3 separate regions of the Homo sapiens genome follow, and all the other regions are linked to region 3. Evidence: read pairs that join two places in POLR2A ChIA-PET (ENCODE). Cell type or tissue: GM12878. All regions are shown on one strand. Region 1 has its middle 420 kb from the start of LINC03051. Region 2 overlaps TMEM39A (transmembrane protein 39A). Region 3 overlaps LOC107986118 (a long non-coding RNA gene).

What was found. Peaks named below come from ENCODE experiments on the same cell type or tissue, not always from the same donor. Only the 100,000 strongest peaks of a DNase experiment are listed, where the experiment ranks them.
Region 1: POLR2A ChIA-PET joins it to region 3 with 5 read pairs; 1 of 35 experiments calls an interaction of 5 or more read pairs at or near these places.
Region 2: POLR2A ChIA-PET joins it to region 3 with 11 read pairs; 3 of 35 experiments call an interaction of 5 or more read pairs at or near these places.

Annotation. Positions count from the first base shown.
Region 1 is chr3:118,412,625-118,416,624 of GRCh38, forward strand. No RefSeq gene overlaps it. Among named protein-coding and RNA genes, the nearest start is that of LINC03051, 420 kb to the left of the region's middle. In GM12878, a CTCF peak has its summit at 122; a DNase peak (open chromatin) is centred at 7; H3K27ac peaks cover 10 bases.
Region 2 is chr3:119,441,233-119,445,232 of GRCh38, forward strand. The region is part of intron 5 of TMEM39A (transmembrane protein 39A); the gene reads right to left. Among named protein-coding and RNA genes, the nearest start is that of TMEM39A, 20 kb to the right of the region's middle. In GM12878, no CTCF peak of the experiment used is centred here; no DNase peak of the experiment used is centred here.
Region 3 is chr3:119,561,091-119,565,090 of GRCh38, forward strand. LOC107986118 (a long non-coding RNA gene) reads left to right here. Exons shown (of 2, transcript XR_001740861.2): 2 at 1,146-1,236. Among named protein-coding and RNA genes, the nearest start is that of CD80, 3.5 kb to the left of the region's middle. RefSeq lists an enhancer at 1,279-1,868. In GM12878, no CTCF peak of the experiment used is centred here; a DNase peak (open chromatin) is centred at 1,771; H3K4me3 peaks cover 1,724 bases; H3K27ac peaks cover 2,724 bases.

The DNA.
Region 1 (4,000 bases), 1.1 Mb before region 3:
AGAAAGAGAAAAACAGTCTCATACTGGTAATACAGGGAATTCACCCGGGTCTTACCCAGAAACACCAAGGCAGTACCTGTATGAGTCTGCAAGAGCCACAGTATTACTGGGCTTAGGGTGCCCCCCAATGCAGATATGGCTGCAGTGACCAAAAACTTAGATTGCAACACCCAAGTCTTTTTGAATACTTGGCAAATCTTCCCAAGAAGAATAAATAAGTCCAGATTGTGAAGACTACAATAATTAACTAACTCCAATGGCCAGACACCAATGAACATCCACAAGCATCAAGACCATCTAAGAAAACATGAACTCACCAAATGAACTAAGTAAGGCACCAGGGACAAATCCTGAAGAGACAGAGGTAAGTGTCCTTTCAGATGGAGAATTCAAAATAGCTATTTTGAGGAAGTTAAACAAAATTCAAAATAATACACAGAAGGAATTCAGAATCCTATTAGGTAAATTTAACAAAGAGATTGGAATACTTTTGAAGAATCAAGCAGAAATTCTGCAGTTGAAAAATGCAATGGACTTACCAAAGAATACATCAGGGTCTCTTAATAGCAGATTTGATCAAGCAGAAGAATAAATTAGTGAACTTGAGAACAAGAGTATTTGAAAATACAGAGACAGAGGAGACAAAATAAAAGAGTGACGCATGCCCATAAGATCTAAAAAAGATAGCCTCAAAAAGGCAAATCTAAGAGTCTTGACTGTAAAGAAGAGACAGAGATCAGAGCAGCAAGTTTATTCAAAGGGATGTCAGAGAACTTTCAAAACCTAGAGAAGGATATCAATATTCAAGTACAAGAAGGCTGCAGGCCACCAAATAGATTTAGCCCAAGTGAGACTACTTCAAGACATTTAATAATCAAACTCCCAAAGGTCAAGGAGGAAGAAAGTATCCTAAAAGCAGCAAAAGAAACAAATAACATAAAAAGGAGCTCCAATATGTCTGGCAACAGACATCTCATGGGGAATCTTACAGGCCAGTAGAGAGTGGCATGACATATTTAAAGTGCTGAAGGAGAAAAAGTTTTATCGCAGAATAGAATATTCAGCAAAAATATCTCTCATACATTAGGGAGAAATAAAGACTTTCCCAGATAATCAAAACCTATGGGATTTCATTAATATCAGATGTGTCCAACAAGAAATGCTAAAGAGTTCTTCAATCTGAAAGAAAGGGATATTAATGAGCAATAAAAAAATCTGAAGGAAGAAAACTCGTGGGTTATAGTAAGAAAATGGAAAAATGCAGAATATTATAACACTGTAATTGTGGGATATAAGTTACTCATATCTTGAGTAGAAAGAATAAAAGATATACCTATCAAAAATAATAACTACAACTTTTCAATACATAGACAGTACAATAAGATATAAATAGAAACAACAGAAAGTTAAAAAGTGGGGAGTGAATTTGAAGTGTAGAGTATTAGTTTTCTCTTTGGTTGTTAATTTGTTTATAAAATCAGATTAAAATAATGACTTCTAAAACATTATTTGCAAGCCTCATTGTAACCTCAAATCAGAAAAATCTTCAACAAATACACAAAAATAAAAGAGAAAAATGAAAATATACTACCAGAGAAAATCACTTTCACTGAAAAGAAGACAGGAAGGAAGGAAAGGAGAAATTTGTGAAACGACCAGAAAATAAATAACAAAATGGCAAAAGTAAGTTCTTACTTATCAATAATAACACTCAATATAGTCTAAACTCTAATCAGGAGGCAGAGTGGCTGAATGAATTTTAAAAAGATCCAATGATCTGTTGCCTATGAGAAAAACATTTCACTTGTAATGACACATATAAATTCAAAATAAAGGGATGGAAAAGCGTATTCCTGCAAATGGACACAAAAAAGGTGCAAAACTATCTACACTTAAATCAAACAAAACAAATTTAAAGACAAAAACTATAAAAAGAGACAAAGAAGATTATATAATAATAAAGCAGTAAATTCAGCAAGAAGATATAACAATTTTAAACATATATGCACTCAACACTGGAGCTCCCAGGTACCTAGAGCAAATATTAATAGAGCTAAAGAGAGAGAGACCCCAATGCAATAATAGCTGGAGGCTTCAACACCCTCACTTTTACCTTCGTACAGACCATCTAGACAGAAAATTAGCAAACTAACATTGGACTTAATCTGACCAAATGGACATAATAGATGTTTACAGAACATTTTATCCAAGAGCTGCAGAACAGACTTTCTTTTGCTCAGCCTGTAGATCACTCTCAAAGGTAAACCATATGTTAAGTCACAAAACAAGTCTTAAAACATTCAAAATATTGAAATTATATCAAGTATTTTCTCTGATTACAATGGAATAAAATTAGAAATCAATAAGAGTAATTTGGGCACCTATACAAACACATGGAAATTAAACAATATGCTACAGAATGACCAAAGGGTAAACTAAGCAGTTAAGAAGGAAATTGAAAAATTTCTTGAAAGAAATAATAATGGAGATACAATATACAAAAACTGGTGGATACAATGAAAGTAGTAGTAAGAGAGAAGTTTATAGAGATAAATGCCGACATCAAAAAAGAAGAAAACCTTCAAGTAAATAACCAAATGATGCATCTTAAAGAGCTAGAAAAGCAAGAGAAAATCAAACACAAAATTAGTAGAATAAAATAAATTATAAAGATCAGGGCAGAGATAAATGAAATTGAAATGAAAAAAACTACAAAAAGTCAATGAAACAAAAAGTCAGTTTTGTAAAAAGATTAACAAAATTGACAAATCTTTAGCCAGACTAAGAAAAAAAGAGAGAAAACCCAAATAAATAAAATCTGAGATGAAAAAGGAGAAATAACAACTGATACCACATAAATTCAAAGGATTATTAGTGGCTACTATGAGCAACTACATGCCAATAAATGGGAAAATCTAGAAGAAATGAATAAATTTTTAGGCACACACAACCTACCAATATTGAACCGTGAAGAAATCCAAAACCTGAGCAGATCAGTAATAACTAACAAGATTAACGCTGTAATAAATTGTCTTCAAGCAAAAAAAAAGCCCAGGACACAATGACTTCATTGCTGAATTTTACCAAACATTTAAAGAAGTGATAGCAATTCTATTCAAAATACTCTATAAAATAGAGGAGGGAATACTTCCAGAATCATTCTATGAGACCAGTATTACTTTGAGATCAAAACCAGAAAAAGATACACCCCCGCAAAAAAAAAAAAAAAAAAAAAAAAAAAAAAAAAAAAAATATATATATATATATATATATATATATATATATATATATAAACATTCATGCAAAAATTCTCAATAAAATACTGGGAAGCTGAACTGAAAAACACATTAAAAGATCATTTATCATGGCCAAGTGGTATTTATCCCAGAATGTAAGGATGATTCGACATATGCAAATCAATCAATGTGATATGTCACATCAACAGAATGAAGGACAAAAATCATGATCATTTCAACCGATGCTGAAAAAGCATATAATGAAACTCAACATCTCTTCATAGTAAAAACCCTCAGAAACTGGGTATAGAAAGAACATACCTCAACATAATAAAAGCCGTATATGACAGACCAACAGCTTGTATCATACAGAATGGGAAAAAACTGAAAGCTTTTACACTAAAATCTGGAATAACATAAGAATGCCCACCTTCACCACTTTATTCAATATAGTACTGGAAGTCCTATTTAGAGCAATCAGACAAGAAAAGAAAACTAAAGGACATCCAAATTGAAAGGAAAGAAGTTAAGTTATCCTTGTTTGCAGATGACATAATCTTATATTTATAAAATCCTAAAAACTCATCCAAAAATCTATTAGAACTAGTAAACTTAGTGGAGTTATAAGATATTAAATCAACATGCAAAAGTCAGTAGCATTTCTATATACCAACTGTGAACAATCTGAAAAAGAAATCAAGAAATTAGTGCCATTTACAATAAATACAAATAAAATAAAATATCTAGAAAAAATTAACCAAATA
Region 2 (4,000 bases), 120 kb before region 3:
CAAAAAGTGGATATTAAGCTTAGTGAGAAAACATGTCAAAAGCCCAGACAAGCTGAAAGCTGGGCCTCTTGTATTAGCTAGCCGAATTGTAAATGCAAAGAAAAAGTTATTCAAGGAAATTAAAAGTGCTACTCCAGTGAACATACAAATGGTAACAAAGAAAACAGCCTCACTGCTGATATGGAGAAAGTTTTGCTGATATGGTCTGGATCGACCAGCCACGACATTGCCCTAAACCAAAGCCTAATCCAGAGCAAAGCCCTAACTCTTTTTAAGTCTATGAACCTCCAGAGAGGTGAGAAAGCTACAGAAGAAACGTATGAAGGTTAACAGCGGTTAGTTCGTGAGGTTTAAGGAAAGAAGCTGTCCCATAACATAAAAGCACAATGTGAAACAGCAAGTGTGAATCTACAAACTGTAGCAAGTTATCCAGAAGACCTAGCTAAGATCACTGATGAAGGTGACTAAACTAACAGACTTTTCAAGGGTGACAAAACAGCCTTATACTGTATTGGAAGAAGATGCCATCTAGACTTCCATACCTAGAGAGGAGAAGTCAATGCCTGGCTTCAAAGCTTCAAAGGATAAGCTGACTCTCTTGTTAGTGGCTAACGCAGCTGGTAACTTTAAGTGGAAGCCAATGCTTATTTACCATTCCAAAAATCCTACCATCCTTAAGAATTATGCAAAATCTACTCTGCCAATGCTCTAGAAATAGAACAACATATTTGGATGACAGTACATCTGTTTACAGCATGGTTTACTGAATAAGCTCACTGTTGAACCTACGGTTTAGAAAAAAGATTCCTTTAAAAATATTATGTACGGCTGGGTGCGGTGGCTCACGCCTGTAATCCCAGCACTTTGGGAGGCTGAGGCAGGCGGAGCACCTGAGGTCAGGAGTTCGACACCAGCATGGCCAACATAGCGAAACCCCGACTCTACTAAAAATCCAAAGAAATTAGCCAGGCATGGTGGCATGCACCTGTAGTCCCAGCTACTTGGGAGGCTGAGGCAGGACAATCACTTGAACCTGGGAGGCAGAGGTTGCAGTGAGCTGAGATCACACCACTGCATTCCAGCCTGGGCAACAGAGAAAGACTCCATCTCAAAAAAAAAAAAAAAAAGTACTTACTGCTCATTGACAGTGTACCTAGTCACCAAAGGCTCTGATGGAGATTGTTGTTTTTATGCCTGTTAAGATAGCATCCATTCTGCAGCCATGAATCAAGAAGTAATTCTGATTTTCAAATCTTATTATTTAAGAAATACGTTTTGTAAGGCTATTTCTGCATTAAATAGAGATTCCTCCAATGGATCTGGGCAAAGTAAACTGAAAACCATCTGGAAACAATTCACCATGCTAAATGCCATTGAGAACATTTGTGATTTATGAGAGGAGGTCAAAATATCAACACGAGCAAATGTGGAGGAAGTTGATTCCTACCCTCATGGATGACTTTGAGAGGTTCAAGACTTCACTGGAGAAAGTAACCGCAAATGTGGAAGAAAAAGCAACAGAACTAGAATTAGAAGTGGAGCCTGGACTAGGTGCAGTGGCTCATGCCTCTAATCCCAGCACTTTGGGAAGCCAAGGAGGCTGGATCACTTGAGCCTAGGAGTTCGACACCAGCCTAGGCAACATAGCAAAACCCCACCTCTACAAAAAAACAAAATACAAAAATTAGCCGGGTGTGGTGGCACACACCTGTAGTCCCAGCTACTTGAGAGGCTGAGGTGGGAGGATCACTTGAGCCCAGGAGACAGATGTTGCAGTGAGCCATGATTATACCACTGCACTCCAACCTGGGCGACAGTGAGACCCTGTCTCAAAAAAAAAAAAAAAAAAAAAAAAGTGAAGCCTGAAGATGTGGCTGCACTCTCTCACAATCAAACTTAAACGGATAAGGAGCTGCTTCTTATGGATAAGAAAGTTGTTTCTTGACATAAAATCTATTTCTGGTAAAGATGCTGAGAACACTGTTGAAATGACAAAGAGTTTAGAATATTATATAAACTTAGTTGTTACAGCAGCAATAGGGTTTGAGAGAAATGACTTCAATGTTGAAAGAAGTTCCACTGTGGGTAAAATATTATCTATCAAACACATCACATGCTACAGAGATATGTTTCATGAAAGGAAGTGTCAACTGATGTGGCCAACTTCACTGTTGTCTTATTTTAAGAAAGTGACAAAGCCATCCCAACCTTCAGCAACCACCACCCTGATCAGTCAGCAGCCATCAACATTGAGGCAAGACTCTCCACCAGCAAGATTACAACTCACTGAAGGCTCAAATGCTCATCTGCATACTTTAGCAATCAAGTATTTTTTAATTAAGATATGTACTTTTAAAAGACATAATGCTATTATGTACTTAATAGAATACAGATAGTATAAGGCTGGGCATGGTGGCTCCCCTCTGTAACCCCAGCACTTTGGGAGGCCAAGGCAAGAGGATCACTTGAGCCCAGGAGTTCAAGACCAGCCTGGGCAACAAAACGAGACCCGATCTCTACAAAAAAATTTAAAAATTAGCCAGGCATGGTGGCACACGGCTACAGTCCCAGTCCCCTAGGATTGCTTGAGCAATCCTAGGAGGGCAAGGCTGCAGTGAGCTGTGATTGCACCACTGCACTCCAGCCTGGGCAACACAGCAAGACCTTGTCTCAAAAAATAAAATAAAATAAAATAAAATAAAATAGACTACAGTATAGTGTACACATAACTTTCATATGCACTAGGAAATCAAAAAATTGACATGACTCGTTTATTGTGATATTCGCTTTATTGCAGCAGTCTGGAACAGAACTTACAACATCTCTGAGGTATGCCTGTATGTTTAAAACTAAAATGTATTTAAATTACATAATTATTTCATTGTTTTAAGGGGTGTGGAGAGCCTCTAAGAGTAAGTTTCTTTATATACTTAAATTGAAACAGAAAAGTTTGCTAGCCATCCTGATAATAGTAATCCTCTTAAACTTGGCCAAAATATTCTTCAATATACCCATAATTAGCCGTTCAAATCAGACACGGTTAATCTTCTGATTCAACCAGTAAGGAGAATGACTAAAAATTTATTTTCAACTCAAATGGCTGAAATATTAATCTATAAATATAGAAACAATTCATGTAAAATATATTCCTCATATGAAATCAGAGTCATGAAAAATGTTCGTAACAGATAATTCATTTTGTAGAAAACAAGGGTAATATTAATGAATTCAGTTGATGAGTGACTTAAATAACTGTTTAAACAATGTAATCAGACCTACTATAGTATAACCAATAGAAAGACTGTTCCTGTCATCCTTATTAGCACAATCTCTAATTATGACTTGATTTTATACTTTGTAATTACCCACATAAATTCACGCTAACACTTCAGCACCATAAATAATATAAAGCAGTAATTCTCAAACTTGAGCATGCATCAGAATCACCTTGAGGGCTTGTTAAAACACAACTTGCTAGGTCCTACTTTCCAGTTTCTATTTCAGTAGGTTTGGGGTAGATTCTGAGAATTTCCAACAAATTTATAGGTGATGCTGATGCTGCTGTTCTAGAAACTACATTTTGAGAACTACTGATACAGTAATGATTAAGACAAAGACTCTGGAATCAAAAAAACCTTACTCCTCAGCCTGGGCAACATGGTAAAATCCTGTCTCTACAAAACAAAACAAAACAAAAATTAGCGGGGCATGGTGGTGTGCACATGTAGTCCCAACTACTTGGGAGGCTGAGGTGGGAGAATTGCTTGAGCCTGAGAGGTCAAGGCTGCAGTGAGCTGAGATCGCTCTACTGCACTCCCGCCTGGATGACAGAGCAAAACCCTGTCTCAAAAAAAAAAAGCAACCGTCTCTGGACAGTGGTGGGGTTTGATGGGAAAGTGGCATGACAGAATCTTGTGGAGTATGTGTAACGCTCTGAAGTCTTGACAGGGGATTAAGTCACACAGGTATGTCCACATTTAACAAAACTCCATATACACAA
Region 3 (4,000 bases):
ATGCCAGGCTAATTTTTAAATTTTTAGTAGAGATGGGGTTTCACCATATTGGCCAGGCTGGTCTCAAACTCCTGACCTTGTGATCCACCCTCCTCGGCCTCCCAAAGTGCTGGGATTACAGGCATGAGCCACTGCACCCAGCCGAGTTTTAGAAATTTCATGAGGGACTACATGAATACAAATTTTGACGATCACAGACACCCTCAAATTTTAAGAATCCCAGTGAAATCCTAACCTGCCTTGGAGAAACACACATTAAACAACTTTGCCATTAGCGCTTTGATGTGACTTAATCAAAGAGGCTGGAAGAAAGGAACACCAGGAAGGTACTTTACAGAGTTTCCCCAATCCTGATTGTAAAATTCAGAAGGCTTCTCTTCCAAGATTATGTACTAATGGGATGTGTTTAATTCCTCTTCCTCCTACAATGTGTCTAGGAGCATGACCTGTGGACCACAGATTTCTAAGGTAAATTTCTGGACACTGGAGGTGAGATGGATGAAGACGGGCAAAGGAAGCCGAACCCGAATACCTATATTACTGGAAAACAAAACAAAACAAAACAAAACCAAGTAAAAGATTTAAAAGGAGGCTGGGCACAGTGGCTCATGCCTGTAATCCCAGCACTTTGAGAGGCTGAGGTGGGCGGATCACTTGAGGCCAGGAGTTCGAGGCCAGCTGGCCAACGTGATGAAACCCCAGCTCTCCAAAAAAAAAAAAAAAACCAAAAAACTGGGCATAGTGGTGCATACCTGTAATCCCAGCTACTGGGAAGGCTGAGACATGAGACTTGCTTGAACTTCAGAGGCGGAGGTTGCAGTGAGCTAAGATTGTGCCATTGCACTCCAGCCTGGGTGACAGAGCAAGATTCTGTTTCAAAAACAAAACAAAACAAAACAAAAAAACTTTAAATGAGTTTGTTCTGAGGAGCAGACCCAGGGTTGGAGAAGAATAAAGCAGGAATTACTGCTCCTCAGTGTAAATTCTTTAGTGCCACTTATTTTTTTGTAAATCCATCCTTGGCTTTACTGTAATAAAAGTAAAAGAAATTCTTTTAAAAATAATTCACATAAAAATTCTTTTAAAAATTTTTATGTGAAAAATTGAAAGGATAAATTTATGAAAGTATATTTTTATAATTCTAGGGTGAGCAAGACACAAAACTTGGAAGCCACGAAAAAAGAAAAGATACACAGATTTGAATTCATAAAAATTAAAAATATTTGTACAATGAAAGACATTATAAATGAAATGAAAACACAATCACAGACTGTAGAGGACCCAGCAGGAAGAGATGACGAGAGGGAGATGCAGCTTTGTCACTCAGAGGTTGGTGCAGAGGCTGTTGCGACACCGTAGGGGAAGCCTGGCCCTTTGCTTTACCCCTGAACAGGATGATCTCTGTGGAAATGAAGGTTCCATCTTTCTGCTCTTGACCTTGGAGCCACTTCACCTCCTCATGCTGATAAAGCTGGCCTGAGCTCAACCTTCCTACCCTTCCGTTCAGCATCCACAGGGAGGGCTGGGCTGGCTCCTGGCAGTGGCCTCAGTGCTGTCATTTGCAGGTTGCCTACTCAGGGCCCACGGTGCTAGCCTGACTGCTGGGAAAACCCCTTTCCCACAGTGGGCTCACTGTTGCCAAGTAAACAAAACCTGTTGCACTGACAAAAATTTTCAGGGGAGTTTTTCATGTTCTAAGATGACCCTCCCGTGAGGTTTAGAAGTTCATTTTTAGATATGACTTCATCTGGGCATGTCTATAAGGCCTGCACCCATCATAGGGCAGCTGATCTAGGCTTTAAGGCTATGGTGCTCCCCAGGAGTGCCACAGCCTGCTAAAGTTGGCAGCAAACTCATCAAAGTGGGAGAGTTCACCTCTTCCTCTTAAAATGCTGTCACATTCTTTCTGGTTCTTTGAGATGGAAATCACCAAAATGCTTAAAATGAAAACAAGTGACTTTCAGAGCTAGCCCTCGTTCAGAGTGAGGGCCGTCTTCTTACTAACCCACCACACACTCTTCCTCCTATACTTGGCATCTTACTCTTCCTGCCTGTGACTCTTTTTTTTTAATTAATTTTTTTATTATCAATTTTTGTTTATTATTCTACTTTAAGTTCTAGGGTACATGTGCACAATGTGCAGGTTTGTTACATATGTATACACGCTCCATGTTAGTGTGTTGCACCCATTAACTCGTCATTTACATTAGGTATATCTCCTAATGCTATCCCTCCCCCCTCCCCCCAGCCCATGACAGGCCCCCGTGTGTGATGCTCCCCTTCCTGTGTCCAAGTGTTCTCATTGTTCAATTCCCACCTATGAGTGAGAACATGTGGTGTTTGGTTTTTTGTCCTTGTGATAGTTTGCTGAGAATGATGGTTTCCAGCTTCATCCATGTCCCTACAAAGGACATGAACTCATCCTTTTTTCTGGCTGCATAGTATTCCATGGTGTATATGTACCACATTTTCTTAATCCAGTCTATCATTGATGGACATTTGGGTTGGTTCCAAGTCTTTGCTATTGTGAATAGTGCCACAATAAACATACGTGTGCATGTGTCTTTAGAGCAGCATGATTTATAACCCTTTGGGTATATACCCAGTAATGGGATGGCTGGGTCAAATGGTATTTCTAGTTCTAGATCCTTGAGGAATCGCCACACTGTCTTCCACAATGGTTGAACTAGTTTACAGTCCTGCCAACGTGTAAAAGTGTTCCTATTTCTCCACATCGTCTTCAGCACCTGTTGTTTCCTGACTTTTTAATGATCGCCATTCTAACTGGTGTGAGATGGTGTCTTATTGTGGTTTTGATTTGCATTTCTCTGATGGCCAGTGATGATGAGCATTTTTTCATGTGTCTGTTGGCTGCATAAAAGTCTTTTTTGAGAAGTGTCTGTTCATATCCTTTGCCCACTTTTTGATGGGGTTGTTTTTTCTTGTAAATGTGTTTGAGTTCATTGTAGATTCTGGATATTAGCCCTTTGTCAGATGAGTAGATTGCAAAAATTTTCTCCCATTCTGTAGGTTGCCTGTTCACTCTGATGGTAGTTTGTTTTGCTGTGCAGAAACTCTTTAGTTTAATTAGATCCCATTTGTCAATTTTGGCTTTTGCTGCCATTGCTTTTGGTGTTTTAGACATGAAGTCCTTGCCCATGCCTATGTCCTGAATGGTATTGCCTAGGTTTTCTTCTAGGGTTTTTATGGTTTTAGGTCTAACACTTAAGTCTTTAATCCATCTTGAATTAATTTTTGTATAAGGTGTAACGAAGGGATCCAGTTTCAGCTTTCTACATGTGGCTGGCCAGTTTTCCCAGCACCATTTATTAAACAGGGAATCCTTTCCCTATTTCTTGTTTTTGTCAGGTTTGTCAAAGATCAGATATTGTAGATGTATGGTATTATTTCTGAGGGTTCTGTTCTGTTCCATTGGTCTAATCTCTGTTTTGGTACCAGTACCATGCTGTTTTGGTTATTGTAGCCTTGTAGTATAGTTTGAAGTCAGGTAGCGTGATGTCTCCCGCTTTTTTCTTTTGGCTTAGGATTGTCTTGGCAATGCAGGCCCTTCTTTGTTCCATATGAACTTTAAAGTAGTTTTTTCCAATTCTGTGAAGAAAGTCATTGGTAGCTTGATGGGGATGGCATTGAATCTATAAATTACCTTGGGCAGTATGGCCATTTTCACGATATTGATTATTCCTATCCATGAGCATAGAATGTTCTTCCATTTGTTTGTGTCCTCTTTTATTTCATTGAGCAGTGGTTTGTAGTTCTCCTTGAAGAGGTCCTTCACATCCCTTGTAAGTTGGATTCATAGGTATTTTATTCTCTTTGAAGCAATTGTGAATGGGAATTCACTCATGATTTGGCTCTCTGTTTGTCTGTTATTGGTGTATAAGAATGCTTGTGATTTTTGCACATTGATTTTGTATCCTGAGACTTTGCTGAAGTTGCTTATCAGCTTAAGGAGATTTTGGGCTGAGACAATGGGGTTTTC